Regions from separate parts of the Homo sapiens genome. Here region 2 is linked to region 1. Evidence: read pairs that join two places in POLR2A ChIA-PET (ENCODE). Cell type or tissue: MCF 10A. All regions are shown on one strand.

Region 1 (5,000 bases):
GGGTGCCTGGCACAATGAAGGGGAGATTGGGAAGCTATTTGACAACTGGCCTGGGAAATGCTCTAATTTTTAAACTGCTGGTATGGATTTTGTACTATTGGATATGGCTGAACATCAGCCGTGACTTTCAATCTCCCCATTCTGCAAAGGACAAAGCTGAGGCCCTGGGAGGTCATGAAAGCTTCTCAAGATAAACCCATCAAAAAGCGACAGGCTTGAGTTGAAGGCTACTTTAAGTCTTTGAGACTCCAAAGTTGGTGTTCTTAACCATTATGCTGACTGTACACATGTCTCTAAGTTGACCTCAGTCTGTGCCAGGCTGGCCTGGCATTTCTCTACAAAGAACTGGAGGAAAGTGGATCGGAGGAAAGATCTGGTTTGAGTGGGAGTAGAGTTGGCCGATTTAGTAAGTAAAAATACAGGACACACAGTTAAGTTTGAATTTCAGATAAACAACAAATAATGCTTTTGTATATTTTTAGCTTATTGCACGGGATATATGTACACTGAAAATTATTCATTTTTAATCTGATGTTCAAATTTAACTGGACATCTTGCATTTTATCTGGCAACACTACGTGTGGAGGGAGGGTCACAGGGATGCTAAGACATTTCAAATACCAAGACACTTCAATCTGAAGAAACATTTTCTTTGCTAGGAACTCCCTTTTGCAAAGTCAATGATATCAGCTGTAGTAAGAACACTTCTAACCTTACCCTGAGTACCTCTTTGATTTTAAAGTCATAGAATGTCAAGGCAGAGGTCATTTAAGCCAATACCCTGCCTCACTGTCTTTCTGCCTCTTTCTGTCCTCTCTCTGCCCAAGAAGGCAGAACCCACAGCACCGGCGCTGTGGCTTGGCTTTGAAGCCAAGGAGCATAGCCCACGAGGCATGTCCTCATCTCCAAAGCACATGGAAACTATTCCTTTCCTGAAGGTCTTCATGGTTAGCCTGCTGCAAGTCTCATGGTTTTTCAGCTGCAGTTGTAATTTCTATAGCGCCTCCATCCCAGCTCAGCTGGTATTTATTAGAACACATTCTTTTTGAAAAGAAAACTGTTTCTTAATTAAAGGTTGGCAATCCATAGCCTGTTTGCAGATGAGAAAAATTAAGCAACTACTATGAACAGCGCAGTGTGTCTCCTCTGTTGGTTAGAACATTGCTGTCTAGACACGTGGAGTGTCTCCTGTGTTTTGGGCCGTCCCTGCATTTACATCTGAGTGCATTTTTTTTTTTTTTTGGTGTTGCACAACAAATACTAATGAACCATGAGACCAAATGGAAGAGATTTTGGAGTGAAACAAACTTGTCTTCTGTTTTAACCACTCCCTGTCACAGACTGCTTTTCAAACATAATACCTGGGCGGGGTGGGTGGGGGTTAATGAAAAATGTTTCGTGTCCAAAACCCAGCCTTACTGTCTATGCCAAAGAGTTGGTTTCTGGGGCCAAGTAGAAGCTGAGAGGAGCTGATCTTTGCCTCACCTCTGGACCAAGAATGAAATAAACTTATGAAGAATAAAAATATTCCTTTCATGGGGTGAAGATTCTTAACCTGGGTTCCATGAAATGGAAGACTTCTAAGAATTCCATGGAATTCTTAGCTTGAATGGGAAAAAAAAATGTATTTTTAAATTTTTGCTAACTTCTAACTGACAGTTAGCATTTCCTTCAATTCTGAATGTAGGCAACAACTAAAATTGTATCAGCACTACATGGGACTTTTGTGACTTCGTCATTAATAGATATCACAGATATTTTCATATCACATTATAGTTGCTACAGAGTATCTTGAAACAGACTCACTACTCTCTGGAAATTATAGTGATGAGTAGACCCACCTCTATATCTTATTATATCTTGGTTAATAAAAGCCCACATATTACTATATTAATTTAAATAATTATTTAGATAACTGTTATTTAATATAACTTTTCTTTGTAATGCTGTTTTGTAAATTTTATGCATGCAATGACATTATTCTGGAATGAGCCTTGAAGACTATGCTAAGTGAAGTAAGCCTGACTTGGGATAAATAGGATAATTAAAAAAGGACAAATACTATATGATTCCACTCACATGGGATATGTAGAGCAGTCAAGTTCATTCACAGGAAGTAGAGTGATGATTGCCCCAAGATGGGAAAGGAGGAAATAATGAGTGGTATTGTTAATGGGTGTAGACTTCCAGGTTGGGAAGATACAGTTCTGTAGATGGATATGGTGGTGGCTATACAATAATGTGAATACTTAATGTCACTGACTTGTACACTTAAAAATAGTTAAAATAATACATTTTATGTCATGTATATTTTATCACTATTTAAAAATCCACAAGAACAATGCCAATATTTTCATCTCACATTTTAAAACCCACATTATTCCATAAGGAGGTCCATAGACCTCCCCTGGAGGGTCTGTAGCACAAACCTGGCTAAGGCCTCCTGATTTTAAGGGATTGCTTTTCCTGATGCCTTGTACATCTTTCCAGTATGTTTTGCCTGGAGGAATCTTTCTGTCTCTTCAGGGGTCAGCTCAAATACCACTGTCCCTTGGCTCCTGTTCTGTTCCCAGGGCTAATGTGGGGATATAGTCTTCATATTCCTCTAAGCCTATCTCTAATATCCCAGTTGGATCTTATTGCCTGCCAAAAGCCTAAGGCCTTGAGGCCTTTCCCTCTACTTAATTAAAGGGTTATTTGGCAGGTGTAAGAAAAGCACTTAGGCAATATTATTACCAGACTGAGACTTTCTCATTGATGCAATAGGGAAACTTGCTGTGTGAGTCAGTATTACTCAATGCCTTGTCTGGGCATTGATACATATCTCGTGGTCACTTTTTCACATTTTGTGCTACATTACATAATCTTATGAAATCTACAGAACCCGGAGGTTAGTGCTATCAGGCACAGCATTTTGCAGATGAAGAACTGAGACTCAGAAAGCATAAGTCGACTTGTCTGACCCCAGAGATATTTTGCATCAAACATCTTCCAGAGTGGCAGGATTCCTTGGGAGTAGCCCAAGCTTCATTTGATGAAGATCACTCATTGGAGAATCTGTCTTTGAACCTGACAGAGGAAAACAAGGTACTAAATAAGTAAGGACTTTGGATCCTCAGAGTTGGAAGGGCCCAAACTACCTAGTTTGTCCCACCTGTTTTAGATGTGGAAACTCTTGGGTCAACACCAGAAGAGTAATAACCACCACTGTGCTCTTGACGTGGATTATCTCAATGATTCTGAAAATTTCATCACTGTGGGCTCCTTTTATAATTTTGGACATATTTGAATGTTATTGATACTATGATCTACTTAATGCTGTTCTCCCCTTTAAATGGATCTGCTTTTAAAACCTAAATCCATTTACTCACACAGAAAATTTTATACTATTTCTGTGAATAGAAAACCACTAACCATAAAAATTATTCCAATAAAAAAGAAAATATGTATTAAGTTCTACCTAGACACTGTTGCCTGCAGTGGGACTCTGAGCCTGAAGTCTTCACTCCCTTTGTTAAAACACAGAGAACAAAACAACAAAAATAATTAGTACTTGTTAGGCATTAAAGACACAATAGCATCAACTGGAGACTTTCTTGACGTAATTAGAAGAATTCAAAGAGAGCTAAAAAGGACCTAATACACTTACTGTTTGAGTCAGTGCTATTTAATGCCTTGTCTGTGCATTATTTCAAATCATTTTCAATACCACCCGTGGTCTCTGCACCTCTGGAAACACCCCATTATCTTAGCTCATCCTCGCAATAATCCTATGAGGTAAGTACTAGCACTAGGACTAGTTAGTACTGCCCCATTTGTTGGATGCACAGCCAGTCAGGCACCCCTGCTCTCTCTGTCTCCAGGGTGCCTGACCACAGTGATATTCTGTTCTGTGTTGCAACTACCCATAAAAAGAGCCTTTGGCAGCATCTTGTGGGTCCCCATAAATCTTGCAGGTCCAGATGTCCATCCAGGAATAAACTCCACTGCATGGAGCCCCATGGTGAGACGGACTGCAGGCTTGCAGCCCCACACCTATGCACCGGCAACGTGCCCCCAGGAACACAGGACCAACTCCAAATTTGGGAATGAAGATAATGTTCAGGGGAACACAGGACCAACTCCAAATTTGGGAATGAAGATAATGTTCAGGTAGGAAAGGAGGAGTGCACAGGAGAGGAAGGAAGTGAAAGCAAGTGGTGGAGAGGACAAGGGGAGCCTCAGGGTCCTCATTTGGAAAATGGGGCAAGAAGACCTGCTTCACAGGATGGTTGATTGTTGGGAGGATTTGAACACATAGCAGGTGATTCACTCTCCCTCTCCCCTCCCTCCTCTCTCCTCTGGCCCATGTCTGTCCCCCTCCCCTCCTCTCCGCTCCTCTTCTTTCCTCTCCTCACCTCCCCTCTCTTCTCCTCCCCTCCCTTCCCCTCTTCCCTTCTCTCATCCCCTCTTCTCCCCTTCCCTCACCCCCATCATACAAACTCACAGACACACATATGTATTGACGTAGTTTTAAAAGTGAAAATAGGGAATTTGTAGCCAAGGTCTGCTCTGACATGACAATAAATGGGATGAGGGAGGCAAGAGAGCCCGGAGAGACAGAGTCCCCTTGAGCTTCAGGGAAAGCTTCCCAGGAGCTGGAGAAAGGGGTCCCTCAAGAGCTATCATCTGACATTGACCGGGAGGTCCCTCAAGGCCAAACAGGCTCTAATGGTAGTTCCACCATTGGAACCTCACGCCTTTGAGGTAAGCATTGCTCTCTCTTCTGCAGTTTCTGTAAAGAAATGCAAGAGCTGGCACACAAAGCAGAAATGCACATTTCAAGCACTTTCTTTCAACAGAAGCCTTGGGAAAAGAGGGGACCATGAGAAATGGAAGGAAAAGGGGAAAGGACAGGACTCAGCCAAGGTAGATGCTTCTCATTCACACATGGGCTCCAGGGTTCTGAGGCTTCACATAAGCCTAAGACTGGGAGAGGAGGTGGCCCAAGCCTGCAGAAG
Region 2 (5,000 bases), 480 kb before region 1:
TTTTTGCACTTCAATGGTTTTTTTTTTTTTTTTTCTTTCAGATTGAAGAACTTCTCTTAGCACTTCTTGTCTGATGGGTCTGGTGGTAGTGAATTCTCTCAGCTTTTGGTTGTCTGGGAAAGACTTTATCTCTCCTTCATATTTGAAGAATAGCTTTGCTGAATGTAGTAATTTTGAGTGACAGTTTTTTTTCTTTCAGCACTTTGAAAGTATAATTCCATTTCCTCCTGGCCTGTATGATTTCCATTGAGAAGTCTGTTGCTAGACAAATTGAGGCTCCTTTGTGTAATATTTACTTCTTTTCTCTTGTTGTTTTTAGGATCTTCTCTTTGTCCTTGACCTTTGAGAGTTTGATTATTATATGCCGTGGACTAGTCTCACTCGGGTCAGATCTTTTTGGAATTCTCTGATCTTCCTATACCTAGATATTTATCTCTTTCTCAAATTTGGGGAAGTTTTTTCTCTTTGAGTAAAGCTTTTTATCTCTCATTCTTGTTGAACTCTCTTTGAACAACAATAATTCTCAGATTTGGCCTTTTGAGGTAACTTTTTACATCTTGTAGATAATCTTCATTGCTTTTCATTCTTTTTTTCTTCTCTGAGTGTGTATTTTCAAAAGCCTATCTTCAAGCTCACTGATCTTTCCTTTGCTTGATCCATTCTGTTGTTGAGAAGAGCTTCTAATGAATTTTTCAGTTCAGTAAAAATATTTCTCAGTTCCAAGATTTTGGTTTGATTTTTAAAATTATTTCAGTCTTTGTTAAGTTTCTGTGGTAAATTTCTGAATTGTTTTTCTGTTTTATCTTGGAGATCACTGAGTTTCCTTAAAACTACTATTTTGAATTCTTGGTGAAAGAGATAACATACCACCATCTCGTTAGGGTCAGTCACTGGTTCCTTGCTTTGTCCATTTGAGAAGATCATGGTTCCCTGTTTGCAGTTGCTTCTAATGGATGTATGTTTATGTCTTTGCATTGAAGGATTATTTGTTTCTGTCTTCCCTGGCTGGCTTCTTTTGTTTTTTATTGGATGTATTTGTTTAGAGATTCTTCACCACTAGGTAATTGACTCATTTTCAACTCTAGGTAGCGCTTTAAGCCCAGGTTCGCCGTCCTTCTAATAAATGATCTAAGCAGTGCCCTTTCTGAATGGGGGGGTCTCAAAGGGGATACCTCAGCAGTGTGAGACAGCTGGCTAGGGATTCATTCCCAGAAGACCTGTGGGACAAACCTCCTGCAGTGTGATGCTGCTGTAGGTCTTGCCTCCCCTTTTTGTCTGCCTCACATCAGGGATGGTTCTCCTTTCAGTCACTTGTGATGCTTTCTGTGAGTTAAGGTAAGGAGAGGTCTCCTGTCAGAGAACCCAAGATGGTGGAGAAGTTGGTTGCTCTTCTCAATCTCACCTTTTGCAGTGTAGAAACAGTGAGTTGGAGAACAATTTTCTGCATACTTGGTGCTGGGCAGAATGAGGGGAGGGGCATCGTGGATGTGAGAGTCCAGTTCTTTTACTGCCTTCTCGGAGTTTTTTCACGTCTCTGCAGCCCCCAAAACTATCTCATCCTCATCTTTGACTGCTGGGTTATTTCTGATGATAATCTTGGCACTTATATTTGTTTTTTGTATCCTGCTGGTGGGGGAAGGGTGGTGGAAGTATGTGAAACTAGCTTGCTTCTGTGCTACCATTTGGGAACTGGAAGACTCAGGCATTCTTAAATATTTCTGAACCTCAGTTTTCTCTTCTGGAGAATAGGGATAATAACTATAGCTGCCTTTCAGGACTCCTGGAAGGACACACTGTATTTAACTCATGGAAAGTGCCTGGCACACTGCCGGGCAAAAAGAAGGAGCTCAAATGTGCCAGCTATGATTATTTCCACAATTCTACAGTTGGGTTGGTTTATGTCCAACTCACCTAATAATTTTTGGTAGATAAAATGAGACAACAGATGGGAAAACATTTTTGGAATGTATAAATTGATTTTTTAAAAGTAGTGATTTTTCTAGATTTTTCTAAATCTTAAAAGAAAATCATTCACAAAGGTTGTTTCATCAGTATGTGGCTAGTGGCTTTGACGTGTACCTTTGAACAAGGGTAGAAAGCAGGTAAAGAGACAAAGGGAGGTCACCAGGAGGGTGCAGGGTTCTGGGCTGAGAGTCGTAGGAGCAAAAGAGTCCATACTTCCTGAGGAAAGCGAAGATAAAATCATTTGGGTAGGGAATCCTGGCTAAAGACAGATTCCAGAGGGCCCTGGGTGGTAGGCGAAGACCTCAGGCTTTAACCAGCAGGCAATGGACATGAAACTAATCACAGTGGCACCCAAGTGACTCTAGCTTCTCCATAGCCCTTTGACCTGACAAATTATGAGTCTGTTTCTCTGACTATATGTCTTCATATGTTGCACAAAGCTCAGAAGAGTTTCACGTAAGCCTTGAGGGCCTGACACAAAAAGCTGGTGAAGGCCATGAAGGAAGGGAGGCCTGTGCCCTGGGGCGACTCAGCCTGTTCAGGGACTCATTGCCCAGCAGAAGGCTTGGTGCCCAGCCCTCAGCCTTCTGTGACTGACTCTATGTGGCTGAGAGTTGGGTCTCAGCCGATTAGAGATGGAGTGGGGTAGATAGGGGGTCCTGTAGGATGCTTCCAAGGCTCCAGGATGAAATCTGCCCCATAAGATGGGATAGACCCATAGATCCTCTGCTCAGACCTTGATTACACTCTGAAGACCCACCCTGGTAGAGATACTCACCCTGGATTTTGAGATTTGTAGGGGTGGGGAAGTGGGAAGGGATAAAAGTTTGCTAAGAACCATGAATGCTCATGATCATTCTATGAGGTGCCTGTAGTTTACAAATGAAGACCTTGAGATTGAGAGGCTAAGAAACTCCCAACTCCAGATTCAGACATGGGGAAGCATTATAATGTGATGGAGAGAATGTGTTAGAAGTCAGGCAGAAGTGGTTTCAGATCCCCTTCTTACCATCAATTTGCTTGCTTATCTGTAAGCTCCTGGGCAAATAACTTCACCTCTTTTTGCCTTCTTTTCCCCATTGAAAATAGGAATAGTCACACCCTTTATTACAAGAATGATGTTACAATGATCTGCGATGGCATAGTTAAAGTATATAGTGCCATATGTGGGAAATGATAAGAAGTTGGTAAGGATTAGTGATGATTATTTCTTTCAGAATCTAATGGTATGGGAAGAATAGAACATAGGCAGGGAGGTAAATCCAGGAAAGGCCTCTCTGGGGAAGAGATATTTCAATTGAGATAAGAGGGAGCCAGCATTATGATTATTATGGAATGACGGATTTATTATAGTTGGAACAGTAGTTGGACATATTCAAGAAACCCAGCACATCCAGCCACCAAGGGGAGGCCATGAGAAGAGCTCATGTAGAGGGTGATGGGATACTGCTGCCTCTGTGCAGTTTGTACCTCTCTGGGCCTGCAGCCATGCCTCTGGAGGTGAGCCTTGGGTAGATGTTGGTCAGCGAGACCTACCATTAGAAAGACAAGCTGGACACAAAATAGAAGAGCATGGGGTCAAGCAGAGATACTCCAGGTACCTCTGTGCCTGCCCATCAGCATATCTGACTATGATGAACTTTCAAGGATGCTGACTGCTGCTTCACTTCCTACTTTCCAAATCTTGTGCAAGTTCCTATTTTGGCCAATTCTCTCCCAGAACCATGCAATAGGGGGATTCTGAGAGCTACAGTTTCAACTTATCCAGTTGACAGCACAATTATGACAATGCTGCTACATTATTTCTTAAGATAGGAAAAACTTGAGGGAGAAGTTTGGGATGGGGAAAATCAATTCTGTTGTGGACATACTTCATTTTATATGTATGTTTAAGATGGCCTCAGTGACCCCTGTGTCCTGCTGTTCATGCCCTCTGTAATTCGCTATCCTTGAGTGTGGGCTGGATTTAATGACTCACTTCTAGCAAGCAGAATTTGGCAGAGGTGATGGAACCTGAGATGAGCTTACAACCATGGCTTCTGTTTTGGGTACTCTTTCTTGTTCTCTCATTCCCTTGCCCTGAAGCAAGCCAGTTGCCCCTCTGTTAGCTGCCTGAGATGCCTACATGGCAAGGATCTGTAGAAGGCATTTGGCCAATGGCCAGTGAGGAACTGAGACCCCTGGTCCAATGACCTACCAGGAACAGAACCCTGCCAACAACCACATGGGTGAGTTTGGAAGCAAAGTTTCCCTTGGTTACACCTTCAGATGAGACTGCAGCTCCAGCCAACAGCATGACCATAATCTTATGAGAGAACCTCAGTTAGAAGCACCCAGATAAGTGGCACTAGATTTCTCACTTACAGAAAATGTGACATAAAAAGTATTCATTGTTTTAAACCACTAAATTTAGGGGGTAATTTGTGAGGCAGCAATAGGTAACTAGTACAGACATTCAAATGAATATTTGTGCTTGGAGCTTAAGGGAGAGGTCAAAGGTGGAGTAAGTGTTTAGCAACCATTAGTATTTGATGGCACTTAAAACCATGGAACTGGATAAGATGATTAAAGTAAGAACAGTGATCAGAGGAGAGCAGAGCTCTGAGGAGTGAGCCTTGGGGGTTGCCTGCCTTCAAGGTTTGGCCAAACAAGGGAAATTTAGCAGAGTGAATGGGCATAAAGATGCCAAGGTGGAAGGAGGAAGAGCAGAAGGGTGTGGTGTCAGGAGTCAGGAGAAAATTGTGTCAAGGAGAGAAGTCTATGCTGCTGTGAGTTCAGTTAAGGTGAATACCTCTGAGAAGATGTCACTGACTTTGACCACAGGGAGTTGATTGGCAACCTGGACCAGCAGCTGGAGTGGAAGAGAAGGCCTGTTGGAGAGGACTGGGGAAAGCAGGGAGCAGGGAAGTGATTGTGTTCCTGACTAGGCAGCAGGAGGTGTGTCCAAAGAAATATGGACTTTCCCTTTCATTTCCACTAAAGCTGTGTTTACTTTCCTGTGTGGTTCTTGGTCTCTGGAAATGGGAGGCAGGAGA

What was found. Peaks named below come from ENCODE experiments on the same cell type or tissue, not always from the same donor. Only the 100,000 strongest peaks of a DNase experiment are listed, where the experiment ranks them.
Region 2: POLR2A ChIA-PET joins it to region 1 with 5 read pairs; 2 of 35 experiments call an interaction of 5 or more read pairs at or near these places.

Annotation. Positions count from the first base shown.
Region 1 is chr16:55,435,625-55,440,624 of GRCh38, reverse strand. The region is part of intron 4 of MMP2-AS1 (MMP2 antisense RNA 1); the gene reads left to right. Among named protein-coding and RNA genes, the nearest start is that of MMP2-AS1, 24 kb to the left of the region's middle. In MCF 10A, no CTCF peak of the experiment used is centred here; DNase peaks (open chromatin) are centred at 1,324 and 2,754.
Region 2 is chr16:55,916,671-55,921,670 of GRCh38, reverse strand. It overlaps a transcript of CES5A not described here. Among named protein-coding and RNA genes, the nearest start is that of CES5A, 44 kb to the right of the region's middle. In MCF 10A, no CTCF peak of the experiment used is centred here; no DNase peak of the experiment used is centred here.